Linked DNA regions of Homo sapiens: region 1 is linked to region 2. Evidence: chromatin loops called from intact Hi-C (ENCODE). Cell type or tissue: chondrocyte. All regions are shown on one strand. Each heading gives the region's core, and the rest is flanking DNA. Links, peaks and the distances in the headings are about the cores only.

Evidence for each region. Peaks named below come from ENCODE experiments on the same cell type or tissue, not always from the same donor. Only the 100,000 strongest peaks of a DNase experiment are listed, where the experiment ranks them.
Region 1: it touches region 2 in a loop (3-fold over the local background); 6 of 110 quality-filtered maps call a loop at or near these places.

The regions. Positions count from the first base shown.
Region 1 is chr7:74,273,376-74,277,762 of GRCh38, reverse strand. No RefSeq gene overlaps it. Among named protein-coding and RNA genes, the nearest start is that of CLIP2, 14 kb to the left of the region's middle. RefSeq lists enhancers at 3,081-3,150, 3,441-3,490. In chondrocyte, for the core only: CTCF peaks have their summits at 2,078 and 2,280 (motif pointing left); no DNase peak of the experiment used is centred there.
Region 2 is chr7:74,077,066-74,081,452 of GRCh38, reverse strand. No RefSeq gene overlaps it. Among named protein-coding and RNA genes, the nearest start is that of LIMK1, 4.5 kb to the left of the region's middle. In chondrocyte, for the core only: no CTCF peak of the experiment used is centred there; a DNase peak (open chromatin) is centred at 2,084.

The DNA of each region.
Region 1 (4,387 bases), core at 254-4,253, 200 kb before region 2:
CTGCCACAAATCAAGCAGTTTTTCCTTGCCAAAGGACCCCCAACAGCCCAGCCTGGCCAACATGGCATAGCCCCATCTCTACCAAAAATACAAAAATTAGCCAGGCATGTTGGCGCACATCTGTAATCCCACCTACTTGGGAGGGTGAGGCAGGAGAATGGCTTTGAGGTTTGGAGGTGGAGGCTGCAGCAAGCCAAGATCGTGCCACTGCACTCCAGCCTTGGTGACAGGGGGTCTGTCTTAAAAAAAGAAAAAAGGCTGGGCGCGGTGGCTCACGCCTGTAATCCCAGCACTTTGGGAGGCCGACGTGGGCGGATCATGAGGTCAAGAGATGGAGACCATCCTGGCTAACACGGTGACACCCTGTCTCTCCTAAAAATACAAAAAAAATTAGCCGGGTGTGGTGGTGGGCACCTGTAGTCCCAGCTACTCAGGAGGCTGAGGCAGGAGAATCGCTTGAACCCAGGAGGCGGAGGTTGCAGTGAGCCGAGATCGCGCCACTGCACTCCAGCCTAGGCGACAGAGCAAGACTGTCTCACAAAAAAAAAAAAAAAAGAAAAAAAAGGATGCCCAACAGTATCTAGCACAGCAACTCCTCTACTGCATCAAGGGTGCCCGCTTGCCCACACTCAGCTGCAAGCTGCTGTCTCTCCAAGTTTCTTGTCGGCCTGAGGCCTAGAGAAGAAAGCCGGTGTGTCATGAGTCCCCTCTCACCACTGACATTCCTGACAACTCCCCATCAGGAAGGAAGCACTGGGGCTGGAGACCGATGGTCCCTCTGGTCCCTTTGCCCTGGGTTTGGGATTCGCACCCAGGAGACCCATGGAATCACTGAGACCCCAGTCACAGCAGGGGCTCCAGGTGGGTGAAGGGGGCGGTGGGGTCTCTAAACCAGGGTACGGATGGGTTGAGGGGTTTCTTGTTCAGGGTGAGGGCAGGGTGGAGGTCTCTAAGTCAGGGTGGGGTGGGGTGGGGTGTAGTCCTGGTCTCTGTCCCCCACTCCTTTGGGTGACTTTTATACAGGTTTCTTCCCCCAGCGTGCTGGTCCTAGGTTTGGAAGATGAGGTGGGGGAGGTGCACGTGTATGGTAAATTGCTTTTGGTTTTGATTACAAAATAACGTACATATGAAGTGGCTCTCCAATGTATAGGCATGACTTCAGGATAAGAAAATAAACACCTATGTGAAGGACGCCTGGCTCAAGAAATAGAACTTTCCAGGTATCTTGGAATCCCCTAGTTTCCCCTCTCCATTCCCTCCCCTCCCTAAACATACCTGCTTAGCTGAATTTTGGTTTTCTTCCCTTTTCTTTTCTTTCTTTTTTATTTTATTTTTATTTATTTATTTATTTTGAGTCAGAGTCTTGCTCTGTCGCCCAGGCTGGAATACAGTGGCACGATCTCGGCTCACTGCAATCTCCGTCTCCCGGGTTCAAGCAATTCTCCTGCCCCAGCCTCCCGAGTAGCTGGGACTACAGGCATGTGCCACCACGCCCAGCTAATTTTTGTATTTTTAGTAGAGATGGGGTTTCACCATGTTGGCCAGGCTGGTCTCGAACTCCTGGCCTCAAGCAGCTCTCCTGCGTCAGCCTCACAAATAGCTGGGACTAGAGGCATGAGCTACCACACCCAGCTGCTGCTTTTTTTTTTTCCTGATAAAATTAAGTTTGTTCACTTTACAAAGTGAGCTTCACTTTGCAAAGTGATCCTTCACTTTGCAAAGTAATTTCAGAAGAGTGGTAAATAAGCTGTAGTTATGAATTTAAAATACAGATTTATTTTTAATCCAAGTTTTCAGGGAAAGTAACTTAGAGTGAGACATGCTTGCTTTAAATAACAAATCTATAAATGACACAAATCAGTATGTTAGGATGCTAGAGGACCCTGGAACATTTCAATTCAATTTCTTCATTTTAGGAAATAGGGAACTGAAGGTTATCTCTGGCAATCTGGAGAGGCCAGGAACCCACCGCAGGCCCCCTGGAGATGGAGAGGGAAACAGGCGGGTAAAGAAAGCCCCTCTACTTAGATGGGCTTCTTGGACCTGAACAGCTGCATGTCTGGATGTGGTGGGCTGTGAAATGATCCCTGCCTTGCTGGGTGGTGGGGGTGGAGGTGGCAGCCAGCTCAGCTTGGGACTTGTCTCCAAGGACCAGCTGTGCCCCTGGGTCCTGGCCTCCTGCACCTTTGGGTCCCACCAGTGAGCCTGGCTCTGCAGGTCACCTGCGCTCGGCGTGCCCTTGGCCCTGGTCTCCCACCCTGCATGTGCCCTGCTGGCAGCCACCCACAGTGTCCCCTGCAGGCAGGTGCGTGTCCCTGCAAGCACAACCCAAGCTTTTCTTCCAAAGTCATATTCCAGCCTTCTTAAAATGTGGGTTAGGGCCAGGCACCGTGGCTCACGCCTGTAATCCCAGCACTTTGGGAGGCCAAGGCGGGTGGACCACAAGGTCAGGAAATCGAGACCATCCTGGCCAACATGGTGAAACCCCGTCTCTACTAAAACACACACACAAAAAATTAGCTGGGCATGGTGGTGTGTGCCTGTAGTCCCAGCTACTAGGGAGGCTGAGGCAGGGGAATCGCTTGACCCTGGGAGGCTGAGGTTGCAGTGAGCCGAGATCGCGTCACTGCACTCCAGCCTCGGCGACAGAGCAAGACTGCGTCTCAAAAAAAAAAAAAAAAAAGTGGAATTGGGGTCGGGCGCCGTGGCTCATGCCTGTAATCCCAGCACTTTGGGAGGCCAAGGGGGCAGATCACTTGAGGTCAGGAGTTTGAGACCACCCTGGGCAACATGGTGAAACCCTGTCTACTAAAAATACAAAAATAAGCCGGGCATGGTGGCACACACTGTAGTCCCAGCTACTCAGGAGGCTGAGGCAGAAGAATCGCTTGGACCTGGGAGGCAGAGGTTGCAGTGAGCCGAGATGGTGCCACTGCACTTACTCTGGGCAACAGAGCGAGATTCTGTCTAAAAAAAAAAAAAAAATCCTGTTTCCCCAGGAAACCCCTCTTCCATGGCTGCAACTGGTTCTCCGGAATACTCCTTCCTTCTCCTACCCACAGTCCAACCAGGCTGAGGCCACAGATACTTGGAACTCCTCATCCCTGTCCTTACTTTTTTTGCCTCAAGTAAGAAATCAGATGACACATCAGACCCAGGTCCCGGGGAACTCCCTGGGAAATCAGACACTGGCAGCCCAAGGGTGTTTTTTTTTGTTTTGTTTTGTTTTGAGACGGAGTCTCGCTCTGTCGCCCAGGCTGGAGTGCAGTGGTGCCATCTCAGCTCACTGCAACCTCTGCCTTCTGGGTTCAAGCGATTCTCCTGCCTCAGCCTCCTGATGCACGCCACCATGCCTGGCTAATTTTTTGTATTTTTAATAGAGACGGGTTTCACCGTGTTAGCCAGGATGGTCTCCATCTCCTGACCTTGTGATCCGCCCACCTCGGCCTCTCAAAGTGCTGGGATTACAGGTGTGAGCCACTGTGCCCAGCCCCAAGGGTGTTTTTTTAAAGACAGAGGATATGGGATGGGGTGGTGCAGCTTTGCTCAGAATCCTCATCCTCAAGGTCAAAAAAATAAGAAAAAAAATTGAGTTAAGTCCAGGCGTGGTGGCTCATGCCTATAATCCCAACACTTTGGGAGGCCGAGGCGGGTGGATCACTTGAGGTCAGCAGTTCGAGACCAGCCTGGCCATCATGGTGAAACCTCGTCTCTACTAAAAATATAAAAATTAGCCAGGTGTGGTGGCGTGTGCCTGTAGTCCCAGCTACTCGAGAGACTGAGGCAGGAGAATTGCATGAACCCAGGAGGCAGAAGTTGCAGTGAGCCGAGATCATGCCACTGCACTCCAGTCTGAGTGACAGAGTGAGACTCCATCTTAAAAAAAAAAAAAAAAAAAAATTTTGAGCAAAATCCAACCCCACTGGAAATCAGAAAAAGGAAGAAAAAAAAAAGATTATGGGAAAAAAATATAGAATCTTGGTCCTATGTCCAGGCATGGTGGCTCCTGCCTATCCCAGTGCTTTGGGAGGCCAAGGCTGGAGCATCGCTTGAAGCCAGGATTTTGAGACCAGCCTGGGCAACCTAGCAAGACCCCCATCTCTACAGAAAAACCTTTTTTTTTTTTAGATGAAATTTTGCTCTTGTTGCCCAGGCTGGAGTGCAATAGCACGATCTCGGCTCACTGCAACCTCTGCCTCCCGGATTCAAGCGATTCTCCTGCCTCAGCCTCCCGAGTACCTGGGATTACAGGCACCCACCACCACGTCCAACTAATTTTGTATTTTTGGTAGAGGTGAAGTTTCACCATGTTGGCCAGGCTGGTCTCAAATTCCCGACCTCAGGTGATCCACCTGCCTCGGCCTCCCAAAATGGTGGGATTACAGGT
Region 2 (4,387 bases), core at 214-4,213:
TGCCCACAGTGCAGGGCAGAGAAGTGCATAGTGGCCTGGAGGGGCTGTGAGCCTGAGCCAGCTTGGTTGAGTGATGTTATCCAGTTTTGACTAAATTAACCCTCACAGAATGGACTCATAGTTGAAAACAATTCCTGCAAAGAAAGCACAGATTGGGCCTGGCGTGGTGGCTCACACCTGTAATCCCAGCACTTTGAGAGGCTGAGGCGGGTGGATCGTGAGGTCAGGAGATCGAGACCATCCTGGCCAACATGGTGAAACCCCGTCTCTACTAAAAATACAAAAATTAGCTGGGCATGGTGGTACGTGCCTGCAATCCCAGCTACTTGGGAGGCTGAGGCAGGAAAATCGCTTGAACCAGGGAGTTGGAGGTTGCGGTGAGCCGAGATTGCGCCACTGCACCCCAGCCTGGTGACAGAGCAAGACTCCATCTCAAAAAAAAAAAAAGAAAGCACAGATTGAAGATGATGCAGACTGGGTGCAGTGGCTTATACCTGTAATCCCAGCACTTTGGGAGGCTGAACTGGGAGGATCGCTTGAGGTCAGGAGTTCAAGACCAGCCTGGGCAACATAGTGAGACCCCCTCACATCTCTTCGGAAAAAAAAAAATTATCTGGGAGTGGTGGTGTGCACCTGTAGTCACAGCTACTCAGGAGGCTGAGACGGGAGGATCGCTTGAGTCCAGGATTTGGAGGCTCTAGTGAGCTCTGATCATGCCATTGTACAGCCTGTCTCAAACAAATAAACAAAAAAAAAAAAAAAGAAGATGCTAACACACCCAGATGAGCGAAAAGATGGAGCTGGCACTTCCACACCTTGTAGGAGCTCCTTGTCAGCCACAGTTCCAGGTGAAACATCAGATCTGACATATTCAGTTACATTGCTCATGCAAGATTTTTTTTGCTGAAAGCAAAAAGGATTTTTGCTTTTTATTTATATTTATTTATTTATTTATTTATTTTGAGATGGAGGTTTGCTCTTCTTTCCCAGGCTGGAGTGCAGTGGCACGATCCCAGCTCATTGCAATCTCCACCTCCTGGGTTCAAGCAATTCTCCTGCCTCAGCCTCCCAAGTAGCTGGGATTACAGGTGTGCACCACCATGCCTGGCTAATTTTTTGTATTTTTAGTAGAGATGGGGTTTCACCAGGTTGGCCAGACTGGTCTCGAACTCCTGACCTCAGGCGATTCGCCCACCTAGGCCTCCCAAAGTGCTGGGATTATAGATGTGAGCCATCTCGCCTGGCTGCAAAAAGGATTTTTGGACTTTTTTTTTTTTTTTTTTTTAAGAGAGACAGGGTCTCACTCTGTCACACAGGGTGGAATGCAGTGGCACGATCGTAGCTCACTGCAGCCTCAAACTCCTGAGCTCAAGTGATCCTCCCACCTCAGACTTCTAGGTAGGTGGACCCACAGGCACACACGCCACGTCTGGCTAATTTTTATCTTTTGTAGAGATGGGGGGGGGTCTTACCATGTTGCCCAGGCTAGTCTCGAACTCCTGTGCTCAATTGATCCTTTCCACTTTGTGTTCCCAAAGTGCTGGGATTATAGGCATGAGCCACTGAGTCCGGCCTGATAAAAGTTTTTTGTTTTGTTTTTGTTTTTTTGAGATGGAGTCTCGCCCTGTTGCCCAAGCTGGACTGCAGTGGCGCTAACTCGGCTCACTGCAACCTCTGCCTCCTGGATTCAAGTGATTCTCCTGCCTCAGCCTCCCGAGTAGCTGGGATTACAGGTGCCTGCCACCACGCCTGGCTAATTTTTGTATTTTTAGTAGAGATAGGGTTTCACCATGTTGGCCAGGCTGGTCTTGAACTCCTGACCTCAAGTGATCATCCCACCTCGGCCTCTTAAAGTGCTGGGATTACAGTGTGAGTCACCACTCCCGGCCAATAAAAGTTTTTTCTATGAGGAGTTGAGCGCCCCATGGGAATGGCTTACTCACTCTAGAGGTTAGAATTGCCCAGTTGCAAATTTGTGCCTGGCTGGACACAAGCCAGTGACAAGCAGGAGGCTCCTTGGGGATGCTGCTGTAACGTGAGCCCAAGGCTGTTGTTGAAGGCAGGGCCAGAGCCTGAGCTGTCCTAGCATGCAAAGCAGGCTGGCGTCATGGGATCCCTGCTGTCAGACCCTGCCTGCTCACATCTCGCCCACTCTGCGTGAGCTCACTCAGATGCATGGCTTGGTGACTCCTCTGACCTCTCCTCGAACTGCAGACACAAGAACCCGAATGTCTATTTGGGATCTCCACTTGGATGGCAAATGGGACCTCATACTTAATGTGTCCAGGTCAGAGCTCATAATTTGTGCCCGGATAGTTCCTCCCCAGGTGTTTCTTATCTCAGTAAATGACACCACCATCATCCAGTAATTTAGTTTAAACTCACAGACATTTTTTTTTTTTGAGACAAGATCTTCCTCTATCACCCAGGCTGGTGGGCAGTGGCACGATCAAAGCTCACTGCAGCCTTGACCTCCCAGGCTCAAGCGATCCTCCCATCTCAGCCTCCCTAGCTGCTGGAACTACAGGTGTACTATATGGCATGACTGCTCCCATTCCCTCTCTTGACTCCCTGCCTCTGATCCATTGGCAAATCCTATTGGCTCTATATGTAAAATACATCCAGAATTCCAGCACTTCTCCCTCCTTCTTGGCCTAGTTAGGTATTTAGAGCAACAGCCTCCCAAGTCATGTCCCTATGCCCTGTCATCCTGCAGAGCCTCTGAACATGTGTGACATTCCTTTGCTTTCTAACCCTAAGGTCCCTGCTTCTGCGCTTATGGGACCTAGCCTCTGGCTACTACTTTGCCCTTATTTTTATTCTCCTGTCAGTTTTGTTAAAATCATGATGGTCAGTCATGGTAGCTCACACCTGTAATCCCAGCCATTTGAGAGGCCAAGGCAGGAGGATCCCTTGAGGCCAGAAATTTGAAACCAGCCTGGGCAACATAGCGAGACCTCATCTCTAAAAAAAAAAAAAATTAGCCAGGTATGGTGGCACGTGACTGTAGTCCTAGCTACTTGGGAGGCTGAGGCAGGAGGATTGCTTGAGACCAAGTCTTGCTCTGTCGCCCAGGCTGGAGAGCAATGGTGCAATCTCGGCTCACTCCAACTTCTGCCTCCTGGGTTCAAGCAATTCTCCTGCCTCAGCCTCCTGAGTAGCTGGGATTACAGGCGCATGCTATCACACCCGGCTAATTTTTGTATTTTTAGTAGAAACGGGGTTTCACCATATTGGCCAGGTTGGTCTTGAACTCCTGACCTCAGGTGATCCACCCGCCTCGGCCTTCCAAAGTGCTGGGATTACAGGCGTGAGCCACCGCGCCTGGCCCCTTTCTCTAATTAAAAAGAAGAAAAATCGTGGTGCACCTCTCTGCTGTTCTAACTTCCCAAGTACGTGGTTGTTACAGGGCTTTTGACTTGAGGCCAGGTCCATTAACCATCCTAAGTTAGGGTGATAACATTCCTTGTAACTCTCCTCCCGGGCTTTTTATCTTCATAGCACCGATTTACCTGGCATTAGAGTTATTACTTATTCACTGTACTATATCAGTTTCCCCTGGCTGCTATGACAAATTACCAGAAACTTGGTGGCTGAAAACAAGACATTTATTTTCTCACAGTTCTGGAGGCCAGAAGTCTGAAATCAGATTGTTGGAAATCAATCCTGAAATCAATCTGCTGTGTCTTCTTTCAGGCATTTTATAGTTTTGGGTCTTACATTTAGTTATTTAATCTGAGTTATTTTTTGTATATGGTGTAAGATAAGGATCGAACTTTTTTTTTTTTTTTTGAGACAGGGTCTTGCTCTGTTGCCCATGGAGTGCAGTGGCATGATCTCAGCTCACCACAACCTCCGCCTCCCAGGTTCGAGCAATTCTCCTGCCTCAGCCTCCCAAGTAGCTAGGCTTACAGGTGCATGCCACCAGGCCCGGCTAATTTTTGTATTTTTAGTAGAGACGGGGTTTCACCATGTTGGACAGGCTGGTCTCAAACTTGTGATCTCAGGTGATCCACCCGCCTCAGCCTCCCAAAATGCTGGGATTACAGGTGTGATCCACCGTGCCCGGCCCCCAGACTTTATTCTGAGACAGGGTCTCGCTCTGTCACCCAGGCTGGAGGGCAGTGGCATGATCTCAGCTCACTGCAACCTCTGCCTCCCTGGTTCAAGTGATTCTCCTGCCTCAGCCTCCTGAGTAGCTGGGATTACAGGCACCCACCACCATGCCCAGCTAATTTTTGTGTTTTTAGTAGAGATGGGGTTTCACCATATTGGCCAGGCTGGTTTCGAATTCCTGATCTTGTGATTTGCCTGCCTCGGCCTCCCAAAGTGCTGGGATTACAGGCATGAGCCACCGTGCCCGGCCACTTTATTCTTTTGTATGTGG